Regions from separate parts of the Mus musculus genome. Here region 1 is linked to region 2. Evidence: chromatin loops called from intact Hi-C (ENCODE). Cell type or tissue: left cerebral cortex. All regions are shown on one strand. Each heading gives the region's core, and the rest is flanking DNA. Links, peaks and the distances in the headings are about the cores only. Region 1 overlaps Gosr2 (golgi SNAP receptor complex member 2). Region 2 holds the start of Gm39397 (a long non-coding RNA gene).

Region 1 (15,528 bases), core at 3,971-11,970, 260 kb before region 2:
GAGCTGGTGCGGGTGAGGTTCTGCATGGTGTGTTAGCCTCCTCCTGAAGCCGGGGTCACTGAGGAAGTCCGTTCACTGCTGGGTCTTGACCTTTGTGATTTCTGACTCCGTTTTCTCTGCATTCCTCCTTCTGCCCATCTTGCCTCGTGATCTCTCCCTGCCTGGGCCAGGGAATTTTCTTCCTAAGCCACTTGATAGGAACAGGGGAGCATGAAAGCACTGGTGCAATTACTTTGATTTTATGGTTGGAAATAGGTACTTTGTGGAGTTCATGGTCACTGTGAGGTGATTTGGAAGGCATGACCACGGAGTAGTCTGTACTTCCGTCCTAAGATGATCTTACAGCACATCTCTCACTTTCTCACTCTAGTGAGACTTTGTCTACTTTCCTCTGGCAGAAGACTGATTTGACTTGAGACCTCCATTTTATTTTTATTTGCAATATAGAGAACCAAATGTAAGGCCTTATACATGCTAACCAGCCACTCTACCAGTGGGTCACATCCCCAGCCCAATATTCCTTTCTTTGGTTTTTGAGACAGTGTTTTATTATGTAGCCTTGGCTGGCCCGGAACTTGTTATATAGACCAGACTGGCCTTAAACTCACGGGGATCTGCCTGCGTCTGCATGCCAGACATTGAGATTAAAGGTGTGCACCACCATTGCTGGCTCAGAATCCTTGATGAGGCTTGTTGGTTTGTTGGCCCTTGTCTGGGTAGATTCCTGTCCAGGTGACTTTACATCTCCTTCAGCTGATGTCTACTCTCAGTGGTTTATTGATGGGTGTTCCTCTTAGAAAATGAATGTGGGGCTGAAGGCTGGACCATCTTTCTAAGCACAGTGGGTGCCATGTGTCTTGACCCTGTACCTCGTTCTGTTACTTCATAAGAAATTGAATATACACTTAAGAGTTAGAAAGCAACGAGAACGAGCAGGCCAGTGGTTTAGACAGTGGATTGATATACATGGCAGCGTTTATGTTCTTAAAGAAGGAGCTTTTCTGTTCTTTTGCTTGCTTGCCTGCCTGCCTGCCTTCCTTCCTTCCTTCCTTCCTTTTTCTTTTCTTTTCTTTCTTTCTTTCTTTCTTTTTGAGATAGGATTTCTCTATGTATCCTGGCTAGCCTTGGAACTCATCGAGAGATCTGCCTGTTTCTGCCTCCCAATTGCTAGGTCTAAATGAATGTACCACCATGCCCAGCCTTTGCCATACTTCTGTCTTTGCTTCCTTTCCCACTTGAAACTCCCTTGTGAATACTGACCTTAACTTACTCAGTAGAAGCCCTAAAGAGTCACTCTACGGAGTGACAGGTCATTATCAAGGATTGCTGGAGCTAGGGAGCCGAGAAAGTTTTCCCACATAGCTTTTAAGAATATAGAAGATCTTCCCGAAGTGTTCACAGGGAGGTCGTTGAGCACAAACCCAGTTGTTGCTTTTGTATGTTTGGGTAATGTTTGTGTGTCGCCCGTCGCGGAGATTTTTAGGAAACTGGTAGTGATGGAACATTTCAGGCAATTGGGCCCTTGACGGCAGCACTGCTCCCAGCTGGATCATGGCTGGGCAGTAGGACAGCTCATAAGGCAAGGGTGCTACCAAAACGACTCTGCCGCATTTGCTTATACACTGTGCGTAAATGAAAGCGGCTTGAGACGTTATCGCAAAGCTAACATGGAGCTGCTTGGAGCTGTGAGCCCCAGAACTGCTCATGGTTGAAGATCTCTATTGTGGCAATTCCTGCTTTGAGCAGGTGTGCCAGCAGAGTCTCAGGCTGTATGTAAGCCTTTCTGGAGAAGACCTACTAATAATAACTGCTGCTTCTCACCACTGTTCAGTAACTCATCCATCAGTCCTGTGCCCCAAAGCAGTAGAGATCCTTGGACCCAGGGTCAGCTGCTTTTTGCTTCATCTTAGAAATGATGGTATGTAGGGCAGCTCTGTCAGCAGATTGGAGCTATCCCAGCACCCACGTCATGGTTAACCATCTGTAACTCCAGTTCCAGGGCATCCAGTGCCTCTTCTGACCTCTGCAGGCTCCTGCATGCATGTGGTGCACACACATACATATACATATATATATATTTAAAGTGTATGGAAAAATTAGTTTTATTTATTTTCAGAAGAGTAAAAATATTGGAGTAAGACACATTGAAGTGTAGTTTAGCATGCTTAGACTAGTTGAACCCCTTGGCCTTAATTACAAAATAGTGGAGCAAGCAAATATGGAACAAAATAGAACATAATAAAGAATGAGTGACCTGATCCTAGCAAGACTTGAATTGTCTGGTCTGCCTGGAGTCTGCCGTCTGCCCTCTGCTCACCTTACACCTCTGCCACAAGCCCTTCCTTTCACAGTAGCTCCAGTCTGAAGCAGCTCTTCACTTACTATTGTAAGAATTTTAATTTGGATGCACATGGTAGACACTTGTATATTTGAAGGCTGGGAAAGGCTGGGTATGTAGCACATGCCTAGAATCCTGACACTGGGGAGCATGAGGGAGGAGGACCATGAGTTCCAGGCCAGCCTGGACTCTGAGGGAGACCCTATCTTGAAAACAAGCAAAAATAATATTAAAAATCAGGTGCAGTGGATTGTGTAAGTAATCTTTAACACGCTTGCTTAGTTTTTCCCATAGTTTTCTGAGCGTATTTGTTCCCATTTGAGCCACTTTGCCTCTAAAAATTTAATGAGCTCCAGAAAAAACACTTGTGTGTAATTTATCTTAGACTAGCAGAGGAATTTGTCTGCTTGTATATGTATGTAATACAGTTGTCATGAATTGACTTAGGTATAAAAAAGTAGTTTCAAAGGTTGGAAAAATTCTTGTTATATTGGTGAACTTCATATGATTGCATTGATACTGTTGTGTGGCTTCTTCCTCTGTTTTAAAAGTTCATTCATGTTATGACATGTTTGGTTATATATGTTAATTAGGTCCTTTTTATTGCCAAGATGTGTATCTGTATCATAATGTGTGAGTATGCACAGGTGTCCTCCATCACTCTCTGACACTGCCCATCACTGAGTCTAATGGCCTGCAAGCCCCAGCAATCCTCCTGTCTCAGTGCCGTACAGCAGTGAGGCTGGAGGCGTAACCACACCTGGTGTTTTACATGGATTCTGGGACCCAGACTCAGGGCCTTATGCCTGAAAAGAACAGCAAAGAGCACCCTGCAGAGCCATCTCCTAGCCCCAGCTTCTGTATGCAGTGTGAATCCAGGTTCACTGTTTTACTGACACGTGAACAGTACTTACTTATGTACATGGATGCTGCATGTCTGTGCTATGTGGCCATTTCCAGCACCGTTTGTTTAAAAGGCTTCTTCTTAGCCTTCAACCATACACTAGTTGGCCGTGGCAGAATGAATCTATTTCTGGTGAATGCTGCTTTCTTTCATCTTCTCAGGGCATGACCAAGAAGACAGTGTCTGCTAGTAAAACCCTGGCTGTGGTGACCTTTAACCACCCTTGACAGTGAGGCTGATCTCTGTCTTTCTTTCTCTTCTCATCTCTCCAGGGGACTCAGAAGAAGATCCTTGACATTGCTAACATGCTCGGCTTGTCCAACACAGTGATGAGGCTGATTGAGAAGCGGGCCTTCCAGGACAAGTACTTCATGATCGGTGGGATGCTGCTCACTTGTGCAGTCATGTTCCTCGTGGTACAGTACCTGACATGAGCCAGCTGTACCCAGCACTGGACAGCCTTCCCATTGTGTGCGCATGTGCAAGCAAGAAGTGGGCTGGGAGGCCCTTTTGAAATGTATGCCTTAACTGTGAAGACACCTCTCCCCTCAGGACTAATCGTGGCTTAGTATCAAACCTGCTTTGTTTTCTGTGACATCTGGGGAGTAGGACCTTGGGTCACCAAGACGTGTGGTGCTTAGGAAGTGGGTCAAGACCCTGTTCTCTGGCTTTCATTGGGGGAGGGATGGCTGGGTTTTGTGGTTTGTCCACATAGCTGATGCTTGCCCTGGAAAGCGTGCATGGTGAGGCTTTTACACAGGACTGTCCACACTATTCACTCCTGATGGAGTGGGCTGGAGCACAAGTGAGAAGATGAGGAGAGAGGTCTTTCCCTGTGCCCTCTGGGATAGATCAGTTCTCACATCCTTGCTTCTAGCCACTGGCTGGCCCCAGCCCCTAAGAAAACATGACATGTAGGTGACTAACTGCTAACACCAGCACCCTTTCCTGGAAGCAGCTACTCCAGGGAAGCAGAGACATCAGTGCTGCTGCTGATAATGCAAGTGTTTCCATGCCATGGTTGCTGGGTGTTTGTCAGTGTCCCAGGGAGTGTTCAGTCTGGACACGGAAGCCCTGAGTCACCAATGTTTTCCAGTTAATACGGCAGTGGCTCTTACAGTTCAGAGACGGTAGCTTGGCACCTGCACCCAGGCTTTGACAGATGGGCCTTTGCCACTTTGAAAGTAGCCATGAGCAATGGGCGACTTGTCAGCTGCAGATTCATCTAGTTCTGCCCTCTCAAGTTCTTTGACTATCTACCCCTTGAAACATATTAGCAATATATCAATCAGCTAAGCCTCCATTTTCCCCAGCCCTTTCAGGCCACCCTGGGGATGTCCCTGGGAAGTGTGTTTTTGTGAGACTTTCAGGGACCAGAGCATTTTTACTTTTTGATTGAGGCTGTGTCAGTACCTGGTGCAATGCAGAATTTGTGTGAGGGTTAATGTATCTTGAGCACACATTGTATTAATCTCTGCAAGTACTAGAACGATCTAGTGAGTTTATTTGTTCATCAGTCACAGGCCCTGTCCACCCAAACAGTTCTAAATTTAGTAGCCTCCTAGTAGGAAAAACATGCCAGAACTCCTAAGAACTGGAAACTGGTCAGTATTAATCCATCCTTTGATTGCCCTACCTACTTCCTATGTTTGCTTAAGCGTCCTCTGCTGTCTCCCTCTTCACAGTAGGTGTTACGTCTCACCCTTCCCCTTGTGTAGCCGTATTGGTCTCTCGGGTACATCTGTGGCATCCTTTTGGGGAACTTTATCAACTATACACACTTTAAACTTGAGTTTCCTGGGTATTAGCTCAGTTCTGGTCAGATGCAATGTCTGTTGCTCTTTCCCTGTAGGTTAAATGTGCCATAGCTGGTCAGAAAGGGGGAATGTGCCCCCTCTAGTCCTGCAGAGTGGAAACAGTGGCCCTAGAGACAGGAGACCTGCAGCATCTCCACACCTCGATCTCACTTTGGGGAGGCAGATGGGCATGGGCTTTTGGCTGGCCATAGAGTTTGTACTGCACAGACCTGACTCCTGTGCCCCCTGGCACCTGAAGATCCCACCAGACAGCATGCTTTGGAAGATGTACAAGCTGTAATTGAGCCATTTGAACTCAAAATGTGGGCAGCAAAGGCCCTAGCCCCTGCCCTTCATTGGCTGTTGGAGCAGTGTTTTGTAGTACATAATGGGTTTCCACCTTTGTAGCAGTCCTTGGCTTTAGTGAACTTGATGTTCCACCTTCACAGCCAGGTCTCCCTTTGGAATGAATTTGTGGTGAGGTCAGCACTACTGCCTGGGGGCAGGGAATGGACGCAGAGGATCTGGACTCAAGGGGCATTGAGCTGGTTGCCCAGGCTGCCCTCCCTCAAATTTCCATTCAGTGCCTTGTGAGATGACTCTGACCTGATTGGGCAAACTGTCCTTACAGGCTCCAGCAGGGAAGGGCCCCTAGCCTGAGTGGGATGCCCTCTAGTGGAGGAGGCCTGCATCCTTATCAGAGCTTGTCAGAAGCTGCAGCTAGCAGATGATGTGTGCACCTTGGTACAGTCGTCTAAGTGACAGGGTTTGAAGCTAGTAGGGTGCCAGAAGGAATCTAAGACTAAGAAAATAGATGTATTCTCCATGTATGGCCACTTGAAGGAATGCTAAATCCAAGGACCAAGTAAATAGTAGGTTTTACAGGTTTCATTTCAAGCTTTTTCTCAAAAGCCAGCTTGCCTTGTTGAATTTAAATAGCTTTGATTGGCAATTTATTTACACCCCTTGTTTTCAGAACATGTCAGCTGAATAAAGTTGAGGTTTATTTAGAAAACTTTAAAGAAGCACTTGGCATTCTTTGTCTTGACTACCCCTTTGTTCCTAGGCTAGGAGCATTCATATACACTGTTTCAGAGCCATAGGCTGGGTAGCTAGCTGTCTCAGAAGCAGCTGTAGAAAGTGAAAGACATCCCAGACCTGATTCAGAACAGTTCTGAAGGTTCCCAGGTAAACTGCCATGTGTTTGCTGGAGCCGCTACCTCTTAGATAGCTGTTCTCTTGATAGCATTGGGAAGAATCTGGAACCAGCTCTGCATATGTACAAAGAGCAAGACTGGCAAGTTTCCAGTGAAGTCTTAGTGTAGCCTACCTACCTCATTCCAGAAGAGTTAAGGGCTTAGAAACAACTGGGGGCTGGGGCTGTCATTTGGTGCCAGGGTGCTAGCCTGGCATTCACACTGCACTGTGTTCCATCAGCAGTTCAGGTCCCATAATTAAAGCAAGGACGTAGGGCCTGGGGTGAGGGCTCAGCAGTTAGAGCACTGGCTGCTCTCTCTGGGTTTGATTCCCAGCACCACATGGTGGCTCACAGCCATATTAACTACACACTACAGTTCCAGAGGATCCAGTGCCCTCTTCTAGGAAGGTCCAAGGCACACACACAGCTTGTGCACAGAAATACGGGCAAAACACCATATACATAAAAGGAAATAGATAGGCTAAAATACAAAATTAGGACTATAAACGTGAAGGCAGAGGCATGTCATATCAGGAGAACTTGAACACAGGTCATAAAGCCCTCTCGCCATATCTCTGGGAGTCCTCCTGTAACTCGCAACGGCAGAGGAGCATGTTGCTGACTGAATAGGGTGGGGTGTCACCTGTCCTCAGGCCAAGACCAGACAGACCCTTTGTACTGCCAGCTTCCCCATAGCCTTTAGTGTAGGAGACAGCCTTCCCAATCCTCTGAGTTAGGTTCTGTGATATGCCTGCTGTGCAGACAGTGGGCTAATGGCTTTCCAGAGAAGCTGGCTCCTTGTGTGGCTGTAGTCCCAGCTCCACCAACCTGCTTCTCCCATCCCTGAAGATGCTCTGCCAGGAATGAGCAACAAGGCAGCACGAATGTCTCCAGGTGCTAGAAGGTGCCATGTCCACACCTTGCCACTAGAGGGTGATATATCTCTACTCATGGCTGATCCTCTCAGGCCCTTGCTTGATGCTGATTCCTGTGAGGTGCAAGTTTCTTGGCAGTACAGTAGCTCTGGGCTGCTTTAGAACTCTAGAAGTCTGGCAAAAGATGACCAAGGAAACCCGAGCAGTTTTCAGGACTCCATCCCGCCCCTCAGGACTTCTGCATGCTACAAACAGGCATGGAGAACGTTTCTCATCTCTACACCACGGTCCCCCACGTGGAAGTGTTTTACTTTGACTGTCAGTGTGGATGCAGAGTGGACCTTGTGCATTGCCCAGATAAATGTCATGTGCAGATATAACCTCGGCTGCAGACACGAATGCCAGTCTGAGACTAGATGGCCCTCATGGATTTCACTCTTGGTTCTATTACATTAGGCCATCAGGAAGGGCCTAAAATGGCCCTTGGCCAGTGGTGGTCTTCACTGGCTGATGGCGCTCTGTCTCCTGAGTAAAGTACTGCAGGGTGAGAGGCCAGCCCTCCACTATCTGTATAGTGCATTTTCAGCCCTTCTCCCACGTCACACCTGGTTTGGGGCTCTGTGTTCCCTGCCTACTGGGCGTCAGGGCACACAGCACATAGTAGGCAGTCATATGGTCACAAGCTCTCATGTCAGTGACCTACAGGAGATGCCTCAATCCAGCCTAGCCCCATCATACGGGTTTAGAGCTCAATGCTCAGCTGTGGTCATACCCAGAAGCCTAACCCTGAGTTCATGGCTACGAATGCTGTGGTCCACATGCTCATGGGGGCTCAGCAGCAGCAGATGGGGAAGTAAAGGGCAGAAACTGACTAGCGTCGGGTTTTAAAGTAGAAAGGTCAGCAGGAGCAGTCATCCCAGTCCCTAGTAAATAGTGGGAGACAGTGATGACCAATTCTGGGTACCCGAGTGAGGGGACGGGCCACGTGAGAGGCTGTTCTGACTCTGCCATTCCAGTGGTGGTGTCTTAGAGCCCCTCCTTCCAGCTGTTAGTGAGAGCTGCTGAGCCGCTGCTGAGGCTGCTGTAGTCCAGAGAGGGAGTGGAGAGGGGACCACAGTGACAACAAGCTCAGTTCTTGTCACTAAAGCGGTGCTTCTCAGCCTTGGCCACTTCCTGGAGGATTTTTTTTTTTTAAGTTTAGGGGTCAGTTCCAAGAAGCTCTGAGTTACCTGGTGTGGGACAGAGCCTGGGTTCTTTTGGAATTTCTCAGAGGCTCTCCTGGGAGGGCTCACAGTGCCTTCCCAGTGTGGTGCACTGTTAACCCCATCTAGCTTCAGAGATTAGCCCTAGTCCTCCAGCCAGAGGACAAGGTAACACAGAGTCCCCACAACTGAGGGACCATGTCTCTCAACAGCTGTCCCAGTAGGGACATTTACTAGGTCGGGCTTTTCCAGAGATGATAGCCAATAACGGGCTTGGAGGAGATGAAGAGCCAAAGGGGCTGAGAAGAGCAGGGTGTCTGTCACGTTAATACGCTCTAACTAGCCTTTGGCTGCAGGAAACAGACACCTGTTGGGAGGGCTTGCTGCCCATCCCCTACCCCATCCCCACCCCATCCCTGCACCCCATCCCTTGCAGCTGCCTGGAGCCCAGGAAGAGCTGGCTGCCCTTAAGACACAGAGAGGCTTGAGGCAGAGCTGATTGCGTGGTGGGTGTTAACTTGTCAGAGATACGGGTGTGGGCGGTGCAGGAAGACATTGATTTCTCTCATCACCAATATGGCAACAGGTGTCATGTGGGCAGAGCCCACCCTGTAGCCTCCCCACACTTTTAAGAGGAGTTTTCTGTGTCCGGGACATGCTGACACATGTTGACACATGCTGACACATGCTGACACATGACACAGGGTGAGAGAGGCAAGGAGTAGATGCCCTCTGTGGGAGGGCAGGGCAACCTCAGAGCCACGGGACCTCTGCAGATGTGAATTTGGGAAAGATAAAAGTTTTAGAGATGAAACCTCAGTCTCCCCGTGCTGGTCAAGTTCTGTTGTTACAGTTAGAGTGTGCATTCGGTGTCCACAGCAATTTAAGACGAGAAACCATTTCTTTTTCCACTTGTGGCAGAAAGCAGCCTTTTACCACAGTCTAGGGACTCCAGAAGACCCTCAGTTGGCCACGCCAAAAGCTGAATTTCAGAACAAGAGCTGTAGTCATCTCTGATAAGAAGACACGGGAATATAAGTGTTAAGGTCACTCTTACTTGCACTTGGTTAAAGATGGGGACCCCCTGGGAAACCCAGTGAAGGAAAAAGCTCACACCCAGCATTGCCACCTTCTAACATAAAGTCGACTTAAGGGGCGGAAGAGTGGTTACTCTCTATAGAGCACGAGCTGCTGCTCTTGCGAAGGACCCAGGTTCCGGTCTTAGAATGCACATTGTTTCACACAACCCTCTGTAGCTCCAGTTCAGGGGATCCAGTGCCCTCTTCTGGCTTCACATGCATGTGCATGCATGTGCACACATATGCCCCCGCCCCCAGAAAAAACAGTCATACATATAAAACCATGAAGTCCGTTTAAGCTGTGAATGGTAATGAAGGCCTGAATCTCAGCACTTGGGAGGCAGAGGCAAAAGGGCCATCAAGAGGCCAACTTAATTATTAGATAGTATGGGGCGGCAATTAGATGCCAGGCACTTGGGGCAGCGTTGCCTGGGATCCAGAGGGACAGGACTAGGTAAGTAGGCTCTCTTGAAGGGTACTGCAGTGGGCTGGAGACTGAGGCAGGGACCTAGGCAGATAGGAGGAGTGGGTTTAGTGTTCAGTGAACTGGCTTTAGGGGGCACTGAGCAAAGAAGAGGGAGGGAAGCTGGGGAGGGGGACACAGGATGGGAGTAGGTGCAGGTGGAGGTACCATGTCATTCTGGAACCCAAAAGGGTAGGGAAGGGCCTAAGTCATTCCTGAATTTCAAGCTGTTAGGACCACACTACCTAGGAAGGAGTGTACTGTGGCTCTACAAGTCTCCTCAGGAGCACCCAGTAGCCAGGTCTCACCAACTCCAACCTAGTGAAGTCACCATCCCCAACCTTGACTTTCATCTGCTGAGTCTGTTTCCTGTCTGTATAATGGGCTAATAAAGACACTCCCTAAGGAAGGCTCACACACCTGCATTTGAGAGCACAGTCAATGGAAGTGATTTTTTTGTTTTGTTTTTTTGTTTTTTAAAGAAGTCAGAAGAGTTTGTATGACTTAATTGTGGAGATCAGCTTGTCCCTTTATTGTGTGAACTTGAGCAAGCCACATCCTCTCTCATGTGCTTCTCTTACCTCAATGGGATCAGTAACTCCTCTGATTCGGGGTGTCTGCAGCCAAGGCTTAGGCCTGGACAATCACACAAACTTTGCTATTGTTAATCAGCATTACGTGAGCTTGGCGCTGGACAGGCTGCACTCCAGTGCCCTGTTTATTGTTATTGGTCCCCACTCATCCTCAGCGCCTTCATGTGGGGGATGTTAATAACGGCATACAGCACAGAGGAGAACACAAACATTTTTGAAGCAGGGGCATCGAGGTGGCTCAGGTAATGCATGTTCTATCCTAACCTGGTGACCCACATTTAAACCCATAAAGGCAGAAGAGGAAAACCAATTCCATAAAGCTGTCCTCTGACATGTATACTCCCGGTGTGTGCATGTGTGCATATGCAGATATGAAGCAAGAACGATTTATATATATATATATATACATATATATGTATGTATGTGTATATATATACATATATGTGTATATGTATATATATGCATATATACACACATATATGTACATATATATACACATACATATATACATATATATCCATATGTATGTATGCATACACATATATATATCCATATGTATGTATGCATACATATATATATCCATATGTATGTATGCATACATACATATATATATGTATATATGTTGAGATGTGAATCTGATGATGACCCAGATAGTCAGTACTAGAAATCTCAACTCAAGCAGATGGAACAGTAGGAACTTGAAGATCTTGGAAAGCTTATGGGGTGGGTTGCTTTAAGACTCAGTAATGTCACAGAGGCAGGCTTGGGCTACCTTGGGTTCCCTGTGAGCCATGGAACTGTGGAGAGAGAATGAAGGAAAGATGAGCAGTGATGGAAAGGCCAGACTGGAATCATCACCCGCTCTTTGAGTCACTTTTCTCCTTGCTGGGACCAGATACTTGACGAAGCAACCCATAGAAAGGAAGTTTGTCTTGGCTCCCAGGAAATTTATGGTTCATTCCATCATGGTGGGAAAGGCGTGATGGCCACAGGGAGGGAAGCGGCTGATCATGCTATGTTGGCAGCCACGAAGCAGATAGACAGTGGTGCACAACTCACTTTCTCCCTTGTATTCAGTCTCTTCCGAGACTGGTACCACCTACAGCAGGCTAAGCCTCTCTGTAAAACACCATCATAGACGTACTCAAATCTTTGTCCCCTAGGTGATTCATCTTGACAGTCAAGATTAATCCTATGTGCTAGACTTCAGCCATTCAGGCCATAAATACTGAAGGCACCCACTGGAAACCACTACTAGTTTGCATGGCACAGCATTCAAGTGCCGCACCTCACAACTGCTGAGGAACAAGACATGGTTAGTATAGCATGTCACTGCTCTGTGACATCTTGGAGCCTCAGCTGGAAGATCCCAAGGCTACAGAGGAAAGTCCTGAGAATGCTCACCACCTGAGCAAGTGGTACTTGCTGCCAAGCCAGCACCAGCACACTCAAGCATGTGGCCAGGGCCTCCTCATAGCATGGACCCGGGATCCAAGGGAGGTACCCGAAAACAAGAACTAGACAGGATCTGTACATCTCATGAGCAGGCCTTAGAATTTGTAGGCTATCACTCTGCCAAACCTGCCCAACTACAGCAGTCAAGCTCCCAACCACCTCTTGCTCATTAGGAAGAGCAGATGGCATTGGGTGACACCAGGGGACAGATATCTCTGGAGATTATGGCAGGCTACATTCCCCAGAATCATGTCTCCGTTCACACGTGGTTTACAGTGGTACAGTAAACCCACATTCCACTTCCTCACCCCAGCCATAAGATATGTAGGGGTACGGCAGGACCCATTTCCACGGCGACATGGGGGAAGGCTCTAGATGGATCACTAGGCCTTGGCCAGGAGCACCTAAGAGGAGAGTCAGGGCAGAGGAAGAGCTGTGAGTGGACTGGTGCACCCTGAGAATTGCATGAGATCCTACAGTGGGCACTGGGGCTTGGAGTTGAGTATGGAGGGGGGCAGGGAGGGGCCACATGCAGGGTACCTGAGAGCCGGCTCAGGAATCTGTCTCCTGCGTTCTCTATGCCTCCCCACAGTCAGACACCTGATGAATGTCAAAATGGAAGCAAGCAGCAGAGGTTGAAGAGGAAACCAGGAACTTGAGAGATGTGCTTTAAGAGGACTGGGGCTCGATTCTTAGCATCCACATCGTGGCTCACAACTGTAACTCCATTCCCAGGGTCTCTGAGGGCACCAGGCACACATGTGGTAAATAAGACATACATGCAAACAAATACCTGTGGAGGGAGGGAGGGAGGGATGGAGGGAGAGGGAAAGGGAGAGGGAGAGGGAGAGGGAGAGGGAGAGGGAGAGGGAGAGAGAGAGAGAGAGAGAGAGAGAGAGAGAGAGAGAGAGAGAGAGAGAGAGAGAGAGAATATCCTATGAGGATGTCCTGCTAAGGCCTCCTGGAGAAGTCATGGGAGAAAGACAAAAGACAGGCTAGCTGTCTCCTCTTTTTAAAATTTATATCTTATGCACATTAGTGTCTTGCCTGCATGTAGGTCTGTTCGAGGGTGTCAGATTCCCTTAGAACAGATGTGACAGACAGTGTGAGCTGCCTTGTGGTTGCTGGGGATTGAACCTGGGTCCTCTGGAAGAGCAGTATGTCTTAGGGTTTCTATTCCTGCACAAACATCATGACCAAGAAGCACTTGGGGGAGGAAAGGGTTTATTCAGCTTACACTTCCATACTTTTGTTCATCACCAAGGAAGTCAGGACTGGAACTCAAGCAGGTCAGGAAGCAGGAGCTGATGCAGAGGCCATGGAGGGATGTTCTTTACTAGCTTGCTTCCCCTGGCTTGCTCAGCCTGCTCTCTTACAGAACCAAGACTACCAGCCCAGAGATGGCACCACCCACAAGGGGACCTCCCCCCTTGATCACTAATTGAGAAAATGCCTTGCAGTTGGATCTCATGGAGGCATTTCCTCAACTGAAGCTCCTTTCTCTGTGATAACTCCAGCCCGTGTCAAGTTGACACACAAAACTAGCTAGTACAATTGACACCTTGTCGACTTGACTCACAAACACATCACTATTAAACCTCAACCCTTAGTTTCTTATTCATCCCCAAGATCTAAATAACTTTAAAAGTCCCACAGTCTTTGCAAATTCTTAAAATTTCAATCTCTCTTAAAATCCAAAGTTTTTACAATTAAAAGTCTCTTAACTGTGGGTTCCACTAAAATACTTCCTTCAAGAGGGAAAAGCATCAGGGCACGGTCACAATGAAAAGCAAAATCAACCTCCAATTGTCCAATGTCTGGGGTCCAACTCACGATCTTCTGGGCTCCTCCAAGGGCTTGGGTCACTTCTCTAGCCTTGCCCGTTGTAGCACACACGTTGTCTTCTAGGCTCCAGCTGCCTGTACTCCACTGCTGCTGCTGTTTTTGGTGGTCATCTCATGGTACTGGTATCTCCAAAACACTGCTGTCTTCTACTGTAACTAGGCTTCATCAACAGCCTCTCATAGGCTCTCTTCATGGTGCCAAGCCTCAACTCCTTTGCATGACCCCTTCTGTCCTGGGCCATCAATTGCAACTGAGGCTGCACCTTCACCAATGGCCTTCCATGGCCTATCACAGTGCCGAGCCTCAGCTGCTCTGCATGACCCCTTCATGCCTTCAAAACCAGTACCACCTGGGTGACTCTTACACATTACCAAGTCCTGCTGCTGCACGAGGTACAACTTTGGCTATCTCTGGAACACAGCCTTTTTGTGCTCTCAGAAAGCATTTCCCAGAAGATGTCATCTCAACGATGCTGGTCTCTTCTTAATCACCGCTAATTTCTTAGCTCCAGCTAACCAGCATCAATAGTCCCAGTAATGCAAAAGTTTCACTTTAGTAGTTCTGGTATCTTGTTAATCACAACTGATTCCTCAGCCCCAGCTAACCAGAACCAGAGAATCTTCCCAATTAAAATAGCAATGGCCCTGAAAAGAGTCTTTAATCTTCCCTCTGAAATTTCACAAGCCAGACCTCTCCATCTTCTGCACTGTTCTCAACATTATCTTCCAAGCTCCTACACAACATCTGACAGAGCTCTTAACAACGAATGGATCTTCAAGCCCAAAGTTCCAAAGTCCTTCCACAGTCCTCCCCAAGACAAGGTCAGGTTGTCACAGGAATACCCCACTATGCTGGTACCAATTTGTCTTAGTCAGGGTTTCTATTCCTGCACAAACATCATGACAAAGAAGCACTTGGGGAGGAAAGGGTTTATTCAGCTTACACTTCCACATTGCTGTTCATCACCAAAGGAAGTCAGGACTGGAACTCAAACAGGTCATGAAGCAGGAGCTGATGCAGAGGCCATGGAGGGATGTTCTTTACTGGCTTGCTTCCCCTGGATTGCTCAGCCTGCTCTCTTATAGAACCAAGACTATAAGCCCAGAGATGGTACCACCCACAAGGGGACCTCCCCACTTGATCACTAATTGAGAAAAAGCCTTGCAGTTGGATCTCATAGAGGCATTTCCTCAACTGAAGCTCCTTTCTTTGTGATAACTCCAGCCTGTGTCAAGTTGACACACAAAACTAGCCAGTACACAGTCAGTGCTCTTAACCACTGAGCCATCATCTCTCTCTAGCCCCTAGATAACTTCTTTTTAAAAACTGAAAAAAGATTGTGTGAGGGGGTGAGAGAGAGGGGAAGGGGAGGAGGAGGGAGAAAGAGAGAGAGAGAGAGATGCAGATGTCTTTGGAAGCCTGAAAAAGCTGTCAGATCTCCTGGTGCTGGAGTTATATATGGTTATGGGCCACTCCGTGCAGTTTCTGGGAACCCTTCTTCTTTGAGCAGAAAGTGCCCTAAACCACTGGGCTGTCTCTCAAGCCCCTCACTCTCTTACTATGGGAACTTGAGGTCCTCTTTTGCAGTTGTTGCCTTTTCAGTATCTCTGAGAGTCCACGGGAGTTGGCACCCACCCACCTACCCCCACACATCTCTTTCCTATTGGTGACCCCCTGGCAGGGCTTTTGGATTGTCTCCTTCCTCACGGACCATAGCCCACGCTCTCTGCTGCTCTATCTAGGGTGGGCAGGATGCCACTACTTGGGGAAATGCTGAGGG
Region 2 (15,528 bases), core at 5,147-13,146:
GTTTCTCTGAGGACAACACAGGTTATCACAGTCCAGGACAGGACATAAGCATCTCTGCTGGGGAGATACAGCCTGCAGGGCTGATAGTCTGTCTTGCCTAAGATCAGTGGACTCTACTTCAGGAGGAGGGAAAGGGCCCTTCATCTTCCTGCAGGGCTGATAGTCTGTCTTGCCTAAGATCAGTGGACTCTACTTCAGGAGGAGGGAAAGGGCCCTTCATCTTCCTTTCTCCTCAGGCAACACAGGAGTCTTTCTTGGGCGGCTTTTATGTTTCTGTTGCTAGCTGTTGAATGCTGAATTTAACTTCTGCCTTTTCTCCCTGGGCATGAGCGTCCACACTAGCACTTGCTGCATCTGTGCTAACCTAACGCACACAGTTGCTCTTTTCTCTCTCTCTCTCTCTCTCTCTCTCTCTCTCTCAATCTCTTTCTTCCCTCTCTCTCTCTTTTAGAATTTATTATTATATGTAAGTGCACTGTCACTGTCTTCAGACACACCAGAAGAGGACGTCAGATCTCATTACAGATGGCTGTGAGCCACCATGTGGTTGCTGGGAATTGAACTCAGGACCTTTGGAAGAGCAGATGGTGCTCTTAACCACTGAGCCATCTCCCCAGCCCCCTGCTCTTTTTATCAAATGGGGTGGCTGCAGCGTTTTCTCGGTGTATCAAGTGCCATGTGGTGTGGTCAGTGCATTTCCTGTTAGATGAAGGAGGTTCTTTGGATCTCTTGAGGCATCATTTTACACTGGGTCTACTAGATTTTAAAGAGAGCTTTGGGTTCCCCCAGCCTGTGTGCCTCTGACATTGGCCAGATGACACAGGGAACATATGCTTTGAGATGGCTGGACCTGGGAGGTTCATGTGAGGCTGCAGTGGTCCAGGGCCAAGACTGGGGAAGACACAGATCCCCCACTTGGGATCTCAACTATAGATCACACTGTGCTAGACAAGCTGTTGCCTGTGGGAAGACAGCCGCACCGTCGGTGGTTCAGGTTAGCAGGTTAGGGTGCTGGGATCGTGAGGTTACGGCTGCTCTTTCTGCCCTAAGTCTCCAGGTCTGCTTTTCCTTCACAGTTAATTGCCTGCCTTTGATGATGCTTTTGATTTCTATTTTCTGTATTTGGTATTCTCTAAATTAGGGCGTCTTTGGGGGGGGAGATGGGGTGGAGGATCTATATAGTTGTGATCTGCATATGCTCAACCCAGGGAGTGGCACTATTAGAAGGTGTGGCCCTGTTGGAGTAGGTGTGTCACTGTGGGTGTGGGCTTTAAGACCCCTCATCCTAGCTGCCAGGAAGCCAGTATTCTGCTAACAGCCATCAGATGAAGATGGAGAACTCTCAGCTCCTCCTGCACCATGCCTGCCTGGAGGCTGCCATGCTCCCGCCTTGATGATAATGGACTGAACCTCTGAACCTGTAAGCCAGCCTCAATTAAATGTTGTCTTTTGTAAGAGTTGCCTTGGGCACGGTGTCTGTTCACAGCAGTAAAACCCTAACTAAGACAATAGTCCTGGCTGTTCTGGAACTTGCTCTGTAGACAAGGCTGTGTCCTCAAACTCAAGAGATCCACCTTTCTCTGCATCCCAAGTGCTGGGATTAAAAGTGTGCACCACCACAATCGCCACCAGGTATTGTGGAGTCTTAAAATCCAAGTTATACTAACAGCCAACTACACAGAGCTCTTCTGGTCCAGGCAGCTTGACTGATAGCTCTTTAAATGGGGGATTCACTCTGGGCGCTTATGCTCGTTGCCTACATAGATTAAGAAATGGGTTGTGGATGGACAGATTATACAGAGGAAAAAACAAGAGGATCAGAGGGAATGGGCCAGGAAAAATATCAGAGGTTCAACCCACAAGGGAGCCATGTGGGGCAGAGTTTATTAGTGAAAAGTTGCTGCCTGGCAAGCCAGCCTGTGGATGCCCTGTCTGTCTTCAGGCCAGGCACACAACCTGGCTGTAGCCGGGGCGGGGAGGAGCGTCTGGACACACTGAATGGCATCACTGAGACCTAGCAAAGGAATCAGATAACCCTCCCAAGATGGTGAAATAAAACAATCTGTGATTGGCACAGAAGAGGTCTTGTTGGGAACAGGCAAAGCGAGGCAGCCGGGGAAACCATTAGCATGAGCAGCTGGGCCTAGGCTGGAAGCTAGACACTACCTGGCTCTGGGGAAACCTTGGGGTGGGGGGGGAGGCTGCAGGAGGAGGGGTTGAACATACTCTATTATCATTCTGTAAGACCCTCCTTCGTCCCCCACACTTTATTTTATAGTTGCGACATGTGTTGGTAGTGTCCCCTTCGTGTGACAGGAGACAAGGAAATGTGTGTTCAGGGCCACCAGTGAGGACTCTTCAATGGAAGGGACGACTTAGAGCCCAGGGGTCCCTAGCCATGTCACAAGTGTCACGAGATCAGCTCAGAGGGTCTCCAGGCTGATGTTACATCACCCCACCAAAACTGACTGAAAATGTTAATAAGCACCTATCCCTCACAATTTGTTATGGTTAAAAGAGTTCATAAATAACTTTAGAGCAGTCCCAACTATGAGTCTGTGATGATGCTGTTAAGATGGCTGTGGCCATCCAAAGAGGATCCATCTGCGAGGTGTTTCAGCCCCCTGAATGACACGGCTGGTTGTCGAGAGAACTCCTCTGTTCCTGCCCACGCAGGTCTTTTCCCCCATGATTCTTGATTAAATGTCTGTTATTAAAGCATGGTGGCTCAAAAGAGGTGGAGGAAGAAGGAGAGAGAGAAGCTCTCTTATGGCCTCACATGAGAAAGCACATAGCAACACTTCTGCCTTGGCACAAGGAACAGCCGTTGAATGCCAGTCAACCTAACAGCTCACAGTCCAAGGGAAATGGCTGTTAGACACCATCTTTTGAAAACATGAGCCCCAGAGATGACCATGTTGTTATACTGTCTGCTGATAGGAAGAGCAACTTTTTGTACCACTACACCTATTTCAGCCCGGCCACACCAGCATCTGCTAACTGCTCAGAGCTAGCCGCGGGGGTGGGCGGGGCCTCATAAGCCCCACCCCCGAGGAACTGTTAACTGCCTCTAAAGGCACTGCTAAAGGGCCAGGACTCAAGCATCCCTCTCCCTAGTAACTGTTAACTGCCCATGAATTCTCAGGGAGGGGCAGCCTTGTGGGATTCTCCCCAGCTCCATGATAGAAAGTCTCACAAGCTAATCTTGATGAGGGTCTCCTCAGAGCTGCTCAAGAGTTCAAGATACAACTGATAGATCATATCCAGGGGGATAGCTTTGCACAAAGCCACTTAGAGTTTCGTTACTCATTTTCCCCAAAACAAGTTTTCAGTCCTTGTTATAATCTTCTAGCCCCAGAAATGGCAGAGCAATCACCTCCCCTCCTTTGCACATGAGATCAGAGCACCCTTGCAGGCACATGCTTGTGTTAGCCATCCTCAGTTGTGAGGAAGGGGATGCTAGGCACCATCTTTTGAAAAGGGGGTTCTAGAATTTGTGGGCTCATTTTTAAACTACTTGAACGCAGAGTTAAGCACCCCCTTTTTTCTGCTACTTCACTCATTCTCAGTCCTTCTGACACCAACTTGGGGGGGGAGTGTACCCACACCAAGCAACTTTTGAGTTCTCTGGGCATATACCAGCAGGGGGTCCCAGAATCTGCTGGACTTTGCTGTAACTGGAGTCAGGGTAGAGTCAGGGTCAGACTGCTCAGATAAGGGCTCAGCTCTACTAGATGGCCCTGTTGAGGTGGCAGTAACAGTCCAGGTTGTGACTTGTGTATCCTACCAGCTAGACGGCCACCTCAGGGTTGGTCACTTGCTAGGATGAATCATGAGGGCCAGAAAAATGGTCACTACTGCATTACCCAAAGAATTCAGGGAGCAGATGACAGCACACAGGGAAGGTGAGCAGGGCAGGCTCCATGCAATATGGAGCTGGGGGGTGGGGGCAGAACTCTCCTTCCATGTGGGTGTGTTTATTACCCAGAACCACCCTGATCATCTTTAGGGACATCAATGGAATCTTTTATCATACAAGCCCAACTGACTTTTGAGACATAGTCTTGCTGCTAGCCCAGGCTAGCCCAGAATTTGTAATCCTGCATGCTCTGCATTCTGGAGGTGGAGATTTCCAGTGTGAGCTACCATACCTGGCCTGACCCTCCATCTCCACCTCCTTACCCCTCCCCAGGGCACGTGGACTGAGGCTGAACATTCCAAGCAGGTAACTGTGGCTTGGTCTGGCTGGTGGGGACTAATCTCTATCCAGAAACCCTGTTTGCAGGATATTTTACCACATTGTGAATCTCTTGGTTGTGGATTGTTTCTAACTGTGCTATGGTTCAGCCTTTGATCCCAGAACTTTCTGTTTACTGTAAACAGATAGTTGTGGGGTGGCCCAGTCCTAGCATAAATCCAAGAGCTAAATAAAGTCAACCCTAGGTCAAGAGGCAGAGCAAGACCAGCTGACAAGGAGTGAGCACAACTACACAGAAAGAGGGGCCTTTGGGTTGAAAGGTATTTAAAACAGGGCAGAAAAGGAGAAATGGCTTTTTTCACTCTTGGATGTTGGGGGAGCTTTTTCCTTCTGGGATGTCAGAGGAGTAGAAAGGTCAGCTGGGCGCTTTCTTTGTTCCTCTGAGCTAGCAGGTTTTCATCTTAGCATCTGGCTCCTGAGTTTGATTGATAAAAAACCTAATGGTTTGAACTTTGTTAAAACAACAACAAAACTCACCAAAAGTGATCTCATTCAGACAAATGGCACTCTGACTGCAATAAAAACGTCCAAGTACTTTAGGAGCTCTGTGCCAGCAACTGGGTGGCAGGTACCAAATACGCATTTCCTGATAGAGCACATTCCCTCAGACAAGAGACTTGAAGCCATTCTTAACATGTCACACCAAAAAGACTCACTTCTTTCATTGTTACTATGTCCTTGTTTACTGTAAACTGACTGTCTGAGAGAACGGGTTCCATTATAACTTTGTTTTACTTTATTGTTAATGATGTATACTGGCTGCGCGTGGTTTTGTGCACGGGGAAGCAGGAGGACATCGCATCCTCCAGGATGCAGCATCACAGGTGGTTGTGAGCCACTGGGCCTGGGTGCTGGGAACTGAGCTTAGGCTCAGTGAAAGCAGTGTGTGCTCTTTGGCAACTGAGCCACCTCTCCAGCCCCACCATGGCTTTCACATGTGTATAACATATGTTGATGACATTCACCTTCTCTGTCACCCTGTCATCTCCTCTCCCCAGCGGAGCTCCTCGTCCCCTTCCAAAACAGCCTACCTTCTACCTTCACATCTCCAAGGGACTCTGTGCAAGTCCTTAGTCATTTCTGTTGAAGGTACTAGGGGTAGGGACAGCTGGTGAGTCGCTATACCTCTTAACTTTGTTTCCTTTGACATGGATGCTTTCCAGAAAAGTCAAAGAGTTGGTAATCCTGTATAAGCATTGCTAAAGTCATTGTAGTCCCGTGGTCCCCTGGCTGCTGACTGGTGTGCTGTACATGGCTACTGCAGAGAAGGAATCAGAAGGCAGCCACCTCTCCCCCCCCCTTATGAATTTTACACAAGAACATATTACCAGCAGGTAATATTCTGGCCATGGGTTCAATGGTGTGTGGCTCCTGGGTTTCCTGACCCTGCACAGAATGGGGTGGACGTTGAAGGTCACTCTGCACCACAACTCCATATCCAGCTGGGATGAGAAAACCCCACCTGTAACTTGAAGGTACCCTGGTCCCTGGCCCAGCTTTTTGGTAGACTAATGAATGTCCACAGCTCTCTAAGAGTTGGAGGTCCACAAGGGGTTACATGGTGGAGGCCTAACTGTCAGAGACCCAGTACAGTGTCATTCCAGCCAACCAGCAGGTGACGCAATGACTGAAACGGATCCTTCACTTTGTCTGTAATGAAGGCCAGATGGTCTGCAGGTCACTGAAAGCGTAGCCCTCTTTCAAACTGCACCCTGCAATGAGGCCCTGCATTCTGTACCTAGTCCCCCAACTCCTGGTGTGTGTGTGTGGGAATGGGGGGGATGACGATATTGCCCAAAAAAGGTATTATAAAGAAATGTCACTTCTTCAAATACCATCTGTGCACCTCTATCCTTGAACAGCACTGGGCTACTTATTTAAGCAGTTGGTCCCCAACACCTCCCCTTTCCATCCTTATGTGCCCCTCCCCCATCCCCAAGTCAATCTCCAAGACAAAGAGATTTAGCAAGCTTTATACACTCATTTAAAGGACTAAGGTACCACAGGGTAGACAGATGACAAAGTCCTCTGGCTTCTTTCAGGCTGGGAGTCACCAGGGAGAGGAATGGGGAGGACCCAGGTGGAGCCCTAAAGGAAGATTGGTGTCTAGTTAAGTCTGAGAGGCAGGCTGGGTTCTTACCTTTGGGCTTCCCAACACAGATAGCATTGCCCAGATGGAGTGCCCACCTGTAGCCCAGAGCCTCTTGCCAGGCCCCACAAGCTCTGGCTTCCGAAGCCTTGGTGGGATGGTGAGCTGTCATCTTGCGTTCTGGAAGAGAGGTAAGAGGGGAACACACCCATTCAAAATAGGAAAGGGACGGTGAAGGACGGACGGGGAGTTGTACCTAGCATCCTAACATATGAGCCCCTGCATTCTGTCCCTAGTCCCCAACCCCTGAGGTGTGTGTGTAGGGAGAGGGAGTGATGACATGGACTTGAAGCCTACAGCAGAAGTGGAAAGAGGATAAAGAGGCTTTCTGAGGATGGTGACGTTGAAGGAGGGTTTGGCGCCACACTATGGAAAGTTTGGGCTTCTGCGGCTGGAGGAACCTGAGACTCGGACTTGGGGCTGCTAAGAAAGCTTCAGACTGCAGTATCCCTAGGGAGACAGAGGACAGCAGTCAGAGGACAGCAGTCAGTGGGACAGCTAGCTCAGCCAGGGAGCTCAGTGCCTAAACAGTAGAAGGAGAAAACCAACACCTACAAATTACACACATGGTAGTACCTTCCCTTTCACCACTACACACACACACACACACACACACACACACACACACACACACTAGCCTGCAGCACATATAGTAAAATTGGAATTATACATACCTTAGCATGGTCCTGTAAAAGAATGACACATTTGTGAAGTGTTCCATATGTATACACACATACACACACACACACACACACACACACACACTAGCCTGCAGCACATATAGTAAAATTGGAATTATACATACCTTAGCATGGTCCTGTAAAAGAATGACACATTTGTGAAGTGTTCCATATGTATACACACATACACACACACACACACACACACACACACACTAGCCTGCAGCACATATAGTAAAATTGGAATTATACATACCTTAGCATGGTCCTGTAAAAGAATGACACATTTGTGAAGTGTTCCATATGTATACACACATACACACACACACACACACTATATATATATATATATATATATATATATATATACACACACATATATACATATATACACATATATACACATACACACACACACACACACATATATATATATAAAACACACACACATATTGAGATAGGGTCTCAACACTGTAGCCCAGGCTGGACTTGAAGTCACTATGATCCCTCGGCCTCAGCCTTATAAATGATGTGTTTCGGCTATAAGATAATTTTGTTTTTTTTTTTAATTTTATGTATATGAGTACACTATAGCTGTACAGATGGTTGTGAGCCATCACGTGGTTGCTGGAAATTGAACTCAGGACCTCTGCTCACTCCGGCCTGGCTTGCTCCAGCATATGTAAGTACACTGTTGCTATCTTCAGACACACCAGAAGAGGGTGTCAGATCTCATTACAGATGGTTGTGAGCTACCATGTGGTTTGAACTGGTTTGGGATTTGAACTCAGGATCTTCAGAAGAGCAGTACAGTGCTCTTAACTGCTGAGCCATCTCTCCAGCCCAGGATAATTTTGGTTTTGTCGGTCTGTTTTGAGTCTGGGTCTCACGTAGCCCAGGCTGCTGCTCTACTACCTGTGTCTAAGAAAGACTTTAACATTAGGACCCTACAGTTATCACCTTCTGAGTGCTGGGATTATAGGACTGTGCCATCCTGCTTCCGTGCTGGGATGGATCTCAAAGGTTCATGAGCTGGACAACCACTCTGCCAACTGAGCTACATCCCAGACTTCTTTTCATCATTGTATGTGCGGGTTAGACAGCGTGCAGAAGTTCCTGGTGTCGGTTGTATCCTTCAACCTTTACGTGGACTCATGATAACCAAACTCGGGTTTGCATCGGCAGCAGCAAGCACCTTTATCCACTGAACAAATGAACCATCTGGGTGCCCTGCCCTCGACTCAAACAGAGTACTCAGTAAGAACTCAGTACGCTTCTCTCGTAACACACTGTGGTGCTGCTTCCTCCTTTCAGCGTGAACTTACAACCTAATAAAAGGTCAGCTATTGCCACAATGGTGTAGTGAAATACACCGTCTTCAAACTTAAGGGTTAGGACAAGAATCCTCACGGGTCCTCAGCCGACTATGCTAGCGATGGACACGTACTGCTGGCTGGTTTCTGAGCCCCTGCAGCCCAGTTCCATCCTGCTGACTCTGTCACCCAGGCTGGAGAGGCAGCAGGTACCCAGGAGAAGCTCTTCTGCGAAAGCAGAGGCCAGCACAACCTTAGGAAGTCTCCGCAAGCACAGGCTTAGTATTTCATGCCACAGGCCAAGGCAAGCCACTAGGGGAAGCCCGGTGCCGGGGGACAGGAAAGGGCAGTGCAGCCACAATGAGACTGGATGCTGGGAGGTGCTGGAGACTGAGACCTGGTACTCTGCCAGGGTATGAGGAGCCCTGGTTTGGAGGCTGCATAAACCTGAGCTCATTCTTCTAGTGTTCACCATAGCGACAGGAAGTGGCCTCTGGACTCAGTTCTCTTTGGTGTCAGAAACCCTGATGGGACAAGAACCATAACTCCTTCCTCTTCAACCACACCCTTCCTGAAGTGCTTAGAACTGAGCCATGCCTCATGAATGACTTGGGAATATTCCCGAGTATGTTTCAGTTTCAGTCTTTTTCCTTCACCCTCCACAAGTGACTTGTAGAACACAGACTGGCTTACCAAGGCATCGCATGATCCACGAACTATAGAGACTGTGCCCTTTGAAGCTGAGATCTGCACCCAGGGGTCTCTGCCACCAAATCCTGAATCTATTGCCTCCCACAGAGAATTCTGAAGATAGTGTCCCAATCCTCACATTCAGGAGTTCCAGGCCATCTTGGGCTACCTAATGAGACAAGAGCTCACCACTCCTGAACCACCCCCCGCACCCCTAACACCACCAAAAAGATTCGCATCACCTAAAATGTCCTGCTAGGAAAGCTGTCTAAAGGTGTGAATCCACTCAGTGACCCACTTGAGAACTCCAGGTCCTGAGCTTGCCCATCAGCACTGACCACTCCCTCCCAGGCTCCTTGGGGTAACTACCAGGCAAAGGCAAGGCTCGTGACAGCTGTCCTGCTGCAACTGCTGCCTTCCTAGGGGAACCACTGAAGGAGGACTGTGATGAACCCTGAAGTGGGCCCAGGCCTCATGCATGCAGAGGGTACCCTAGGACAGTTGGTGACTCATGACAGTTACTCCCCAGTCCCCACAGCATGGAGTCATCTCAGGTTAGGATGATAGAGGAAAGGGATGGTCAGTGTGCCATAGGATGCCTTGATTATAACATATGTGGATGACTTTATATCTTGTCATAAAAACTGATGGCCCCTGGGCTCCAGGCCTTTTGTAGTGTTTGTTTGTTTAGGAGGAAAGGTTTGCTTTGGCATGCGATTTTGGATGGATCAGTCATCACTGAGTGGGCCTGCAGCGGGACAGTACAACATGGTGACACCCTGCACACACACACACACACACACACACACTTGGAAGAAACATATTCACAGCTGGGTATAAAAGAAGGAAGAAGAGGTGTGGTCCTATTGTCTCCTCTGAGGCTCAATTCCTAGTGACTGAAAGACCTCTTTCTAAGTTCAATTTCTTAACATTTCTATAAACTCTCCACAGCGTCAGGCTAAGGACCAAACCACTATCATGTGGGCGTTTGGAGGTCATTCAAGTTCAAACACAGGAACAGCTGGATTGGTCAGCTCCCACTGCTCCAGGTAGGTGGGGCTTCCTTAAGGAGAATTCTAATGACTGAAGGCAGGTCTGCAGTCTATTCTTGTATTTTAGGAACATTCTTCTCATAGTCTTTGTTGACTCTGTAGTGAGTTTTTAAAATGAGGGAGAGACTAGAAAAAAAAATCTTCTTAAGTAGGGGTTGAGTAGCGAGGCTATCCCAGTACAATGTGATGCTAAGCATTGTGTTTTGTGTAGAGAAAAGAAGGTCCAATACTGGTCACTGCTCACCTATCACTATGTAAATTAAACAGCTATTTAATAAGTGCAAATGAAATAACGTGTAAGAGTTAGCCCTTAACATCACACAAGCCATGTTTAAAGTGTTAAGTACCCACATGTAGCTGATTAAAGGTCCACGGTTCAAGGCCACTTCCTCAGCATGCATCTACTCCATTTTTATTGTTGCTTGTTTTAAACATAGTCTTGCTATAGAACACACTAAGTAAACCAGGCTGGCTAGGATTACAGGTGAATGTCACCATGCCAGGCTCACTTCGTCAGCTCTAACAGATCATGTTTCTATAGGGCCTTTCTGGAAGGACACAGAGAACACTGGGGATGGCAGCTGTCTTCACAAAGAGAGCCCAGAAGGGTGCAATGCAGGACGCCTCCCCTGTGTTTTCACTCTCACCGTGTAGTCCTGCCTGGCCTGGAGTCTCAGAGGTCCACCTGCCTCTGCCTCTCGAGTGCTAAGATTACAGGTGAACATCACCATGCTGCCAGCCTGGAGTCATGGGTAGCTGTGAGCCACCCAACAGGGGTAGAAGGGACTGAACTCAGGCCTTCTGCAAGAACGGTACACACTCTTAGCCTCCCTCAGGTGGTTTTCTGATCTCCAAGTGTAAAAGCATACACACACACACACACACACACACACACACACACACACACAGTGTGGGGAGGCGTGGGGGGAGAAATAATGTGTTCGGGAACTGAACCCAAGTCTTTTCTCTCTAGCCCCTTGAAGACATTAATTTTTTTTAAGTTGTAGGTGTTGGGGATATATCTCTGACCAAGCCAACTGAGTCAGCCAAATAGAGTCTCAAGAGAGGGAGTGAGGATTGAAAAGAAAAAGACAATTAGACAACACTATAACATGACCCTAGCCAGCACTGACTCTGAAGCAGGCTTATTTTTCTGCTTTTACATCATTCTAGGTACATACAAAGAATTCGGTCAATCCTAAGGCATAAACAGAGTAGTTAAGGAACAAACAAAGCATAAACAAAGTTCCCATGATTACCGTACGCAGGGTCTTAAGAAGACCCATCACCATTCAAAGAACACATCCCTCAGCTGTATTCATCTTGAGCCTGCTTCCATGTCCTAGCCCAATGTCAAATTCCTGCCAAATTCCTAGAAGGCAGCCCCCAAAGCTCTCCACATGGCTCAGTGGTAGAGTGTTTCATATAGGCAAAGCCCTAAATTCAATCAAAAACACTGCTCAATGTCAAAAAATAGTTTGTGGGACTGGAAAGATGGTTCAGTGGTTAAGAGCACTGTCTGCTCTTCCAGAGGACCTGGGTTCAATTCCCAACACCCACAAGGCATCTCACAACTGAACTAATTGCAGCTCCAGGAGATCTGACACTCTCACACCGACATACATGCAGGCAAAACACCAATGCACACGAAATAAAAATAAATTATTTTAAAAAAATAGTAATGGTTTATGTGTCTTTAATTTGTAGTTTTTGCTTCTGAGCCATCAATGGTACCACTACACACTCAGATTCAGTTAGCCTGCAGCTGTGGAGGAGGGGTCACTCCTGATGAGGGAATTACCTACCGCTAACCCCCAAATGGGAAGCAGGCACTCTGGAAGCAGACACTGTGCTCTTGGCTATTAGAGGCTAAACTCAGGGTGAGTTGGAGCAGAACTCAGGCCAGCAGAGAGTATGGTCAGGGATAGCTGAGGATAAAAGCATTTGCCAGGCAAGCCTGGTCTAAGTTCCATCCCCATGTAAAGGCAGGGAGAGAACATTCTATGAAATCATCTATGACCTCCCACCACACACAGAAGTAGTAAACTGGGGGATTGAGGGCTACCACCTAGATGCTCTTGGTTTGGTTTTGTTTGGTTTTTCTTTTGCCACTCTTGTTTTTAATTATATTTTTATTAGTTAAAACAATTTTTAACTTTAATTACATTTTGATGACATTCTTCTCCTCCAAGTTGTTACAGATCCTCTCCCCCTCCCAACTTTAAGTTCTTTCTCAAAAACCCAAAGGCCCCATACAATACCAAGAAAACAAGATAACTCCCAAAAAGAAAAAAACAAAGTGTAACCAAGTTTAAGCACTCCAGCACGCGGGCACACACACAAGAACGGTGTAGTCAGGTTCAGCTACTCCTGACATGAGGTCTGCCCTAGAGGGGTTGATATTCCCAGTGTCACTGGGAAAAAAAAAAAACAAACCTGATTTTCCTTCTCCCACCAAGTACAATGAACAGTCCAGTTGTTAATCTTTACCCTCGTGCGAGGTTTCCATTCAAGAATGCTTTTTTTTTTTTGTAAACATAACAAAATAAAATATAATAAGTTAAAACAAAAAGTACCACATTGAAGATGGACAGGACACATGAACGGAAGGGAAACATGCTAAGAGAAGGTACAGAATCTGAGACCCACTGTTTGCACACTCAGAAATCCCACAGAAACATAAACTGGATACCTAAATGCAGAGGACCAGGTGCAGACCCATGCTGGCAGTTCCTCGGGAAGATGGGAACTCGCTCTCCCTCATATACTCAAAGGATGGAACACAAAACCTACCTGTCCTACCACAGAACACCTGTCCAGTCATGCTCACTGCTGTCCCAGTCACAATAGCCAGAAATTGAAAAACAGATGTCCCTCCGTAGAAGATGAATAAAGAAAATGTGGTACATTTACACAACAGAGTATTACTCGGCCATTAAAAAAAAAAAGACATCATGAAATTTATAGGCAAAGGGAATATAACTAGAAAAAGAATTATCCTGAGTGAGGTATCCTAGACCTGGTGTCTATTCAGTTATATGTGGACATTAGCAGTTAAGTCAATGATAACTAAGCTACAATCTGTAGAACCACGCCGGGTAGCTGTAGAGGAAGGGAATAGAGGGGACAGACAGCTCTTCTTTGGAAAAGATTATGGATGGATGCGGGCTTGGAACAGGAGGATCAAGTGGGGAAGGAGGAGGGGGTTTGGGGAGAGACTACTCAGGGAGAGACAGCTAAAATTAAGGGGGCATTTAAAGGGTAATATGAAAAACTAATACAGGACAGATTTCCTAAAATATATACATATATGAAGGCAATCTAAATGAAAGCTCCAAATGATCCAGCAGACAGGCTGTGAACTGGCCATCTCTTGTCACCAAACAAAGCTTCCAGTACAGGGACTGGGTTACAGCTAATTGAGTCATTGGCCAAAGAGGCCCATGGGGATCACCAAACAACCCAAGTTGTTGCCTAGCCTATAGGTTGCTCGCCACAAACCAACAGCAAGATTCCACTGCTAAGACAATACCTGCACACCTCACTGAACCTGAAGATGCTGAGTAGGTGCCTAAACAGAGCCTTTATCCCTATGTTCTGGTGTCTTTGGTACAAGAGGGTACTTTGCACACTACCAAATGTGAAGCGCGAACACCAAGCCAGCTGCAACCCCTGCATAACAATGACGTACTGCCTTTAAGATATGTTAGGGCAATGGGGGCGCCAAGCTTATGGGAGAAACCGACCAGTAACGGATTTGACTTAAGGCCCACTTCACCAGGTGGAACCCATACCCAACATGCTTGGGGTAACCAAGAACCAAAGACCAGATAGCCCAGGGACCTAGGGTAAAAGCAAATAAGACTGGTGTCTTAGTTAGGGGTTCCATTGTGGTGAAAGACACCATGACCAAGGCAACTCCTATAAAGGAACACATTTAGCTGGGGCTGGGTTACAGGTTCCGAGGTTCCGTCATTAGCGTGGCAGCAGGCAGACAGGTGTGGTGCTGGGGGAGGAGCTTTTTTTTTTTTTTTTTTTTTTTTAAGAGTCTTGATTAGAAGGCAACCCAGAGGGCTGGAGAGATGGCTCAGTGGGTAAGATACCCAACTGCTCTTCCAAAGGTCCTGAGTTCAAATCCCAGCAACCACATGGTGGCTCACAACCATCCTTAATGAGATCTGACTCCCTCTTCCGGAGTGTCTGAAGACAGCTACAGTGTACTTACATATAATAAAAATAAAATAAATTAAAAAAAAAAGAAAGAAAGAAAAAAGAAGGCAACCAAGAGACTGGGCAGAGTTTGAGCATATATATGTTTGAACATATATTCAAATATATATTACCTCAAAGCCACAGTGACATACTTCCGCTAACAAGGCCACACCTCTTCCAGTAAGGCCATGCCTCCTAAATAGTGCCATTTCCCATGGGCCAAGCACATTCAAACCACAACTGGTAAAAAGAAAGAAAGAAAAGGAAAAAAAAGACATAGTGATAAAATGACTCCTAATGACATTTGGGTACTCATAGATCAATGCCTTGTTCAGCCATCATTAGAGAAGTTTCCTTCTACAGCAGATAGGGAACCCCAAGGGAGAGGTGGAAAGAGTGTAGGAGCCAGAGGGGATGGAAGACACCAAGAAAACAAGGTCCTCTAAGTCAATAGGAGCAAAGTTCATATAAACTCACAGAGAGTCTTTTCTTTTACAGTCACCACCTCTATGGCCCACACCTAGGTCCTAGGTTCCCTTTTGGGCACGGTCCTCAGACCTGCCCAGCCTGCCCTTTATTAGTCACGGTTGCTACATTTGACAGTTTTCTTCCGCGTCTATTCCGAGAGACAGCTGTCATTTTCTGTAATGGAACAAAAGCAATTAAATAGTGAGAAGACAAAAAGCAGGTCCTCTGGGCTTCATGCCTCAAAGGGCTGACCGCAGGCAAATTAAACTAACAGGTCCAAGAGAGCCCTCAGGGCGATCACGTGGTATGAGACAAGTCAAAACAACTGTTTCCTGGCTCCGGAAAAACCAGACCTGAAGGTCCCACTTGGACCCAGGATCCACTTGCTCCCTCCACTACTAATGCCCTTAGGGAAACATACGGGTTAATGGCGCAACAGGGCGCATTTTCGGATTAAGGGGGCAAACACGACAACCCCAAAGTTGCACAGATGCGATTGAGGGGCAGAGCTGCGGGACGCAGAAGTCCCGAAGCTCCAAGGGTCCAGCCTCTCTGCGCTACCCAGAGCCAGAGTAGCGAGAGCGGCAGGATCGCTCACCTGAGCCAAGAAGCCCTGCAATCCGGGGCAAGGGAAGAGCTGACGGCCCCGCCCCTCGGCTCCTCTAGGCCCAGTGATTGGTTTTTGAGGACTGGGGGCGGGGCCGTA

Evidence for each region. Peaks named below come from ENCODE experiments on the same cell type or tissue, not always from the same donor. Only the 100,000 strongest peaks of a DNase experiment are listed, where the experiment ranks them.
Region 1: a loop joins it to region 2, with 3.0 times the contacts of the local background. A loop is called at or near these places in 2 of 42 quality-filtered maps.

What each region holds. Positions count from the first base shown.
Region 1 is chr11:103,667,384-103,682,911 of GRCm38, reverse strand. Gosr2 (golgi SNAP receptor complex member 2) reads left to right here. Exons shown (of 6, transcript NM_019650.4): 6 at 3,515-6,063. The coding sequence ends at 3,676. Among named protein-coding and RNA genes, the nearest start is that of Gosr2, 23 kb to the left of the region's middle. In left cerebral cortex, for the core only: CTCF peaks have their summits at 5,712 (motif pointing left), 7,160 (motif pointing right) and 9,615 (motif pointing left); DNase peaks (open chromatin) are centred at 5,707 and 7,156.
Region 2 is chr11:103,412,730-103,428,257 of GRCm38, reverse strand. Gm39397 (a long non-coding RNA gene) reads right to left here and starts at 6,830. Exons shown (of 2, transcript XR_880238.2): 1 at 6,446-6,830; 2 at 6,216-6,346. In left cerebral cortex, for the core only: CTCF peaks have their summits at 6,755, 7,851 (motif pointing right) and 8,708; no DNase peak of the experiment used is centred there.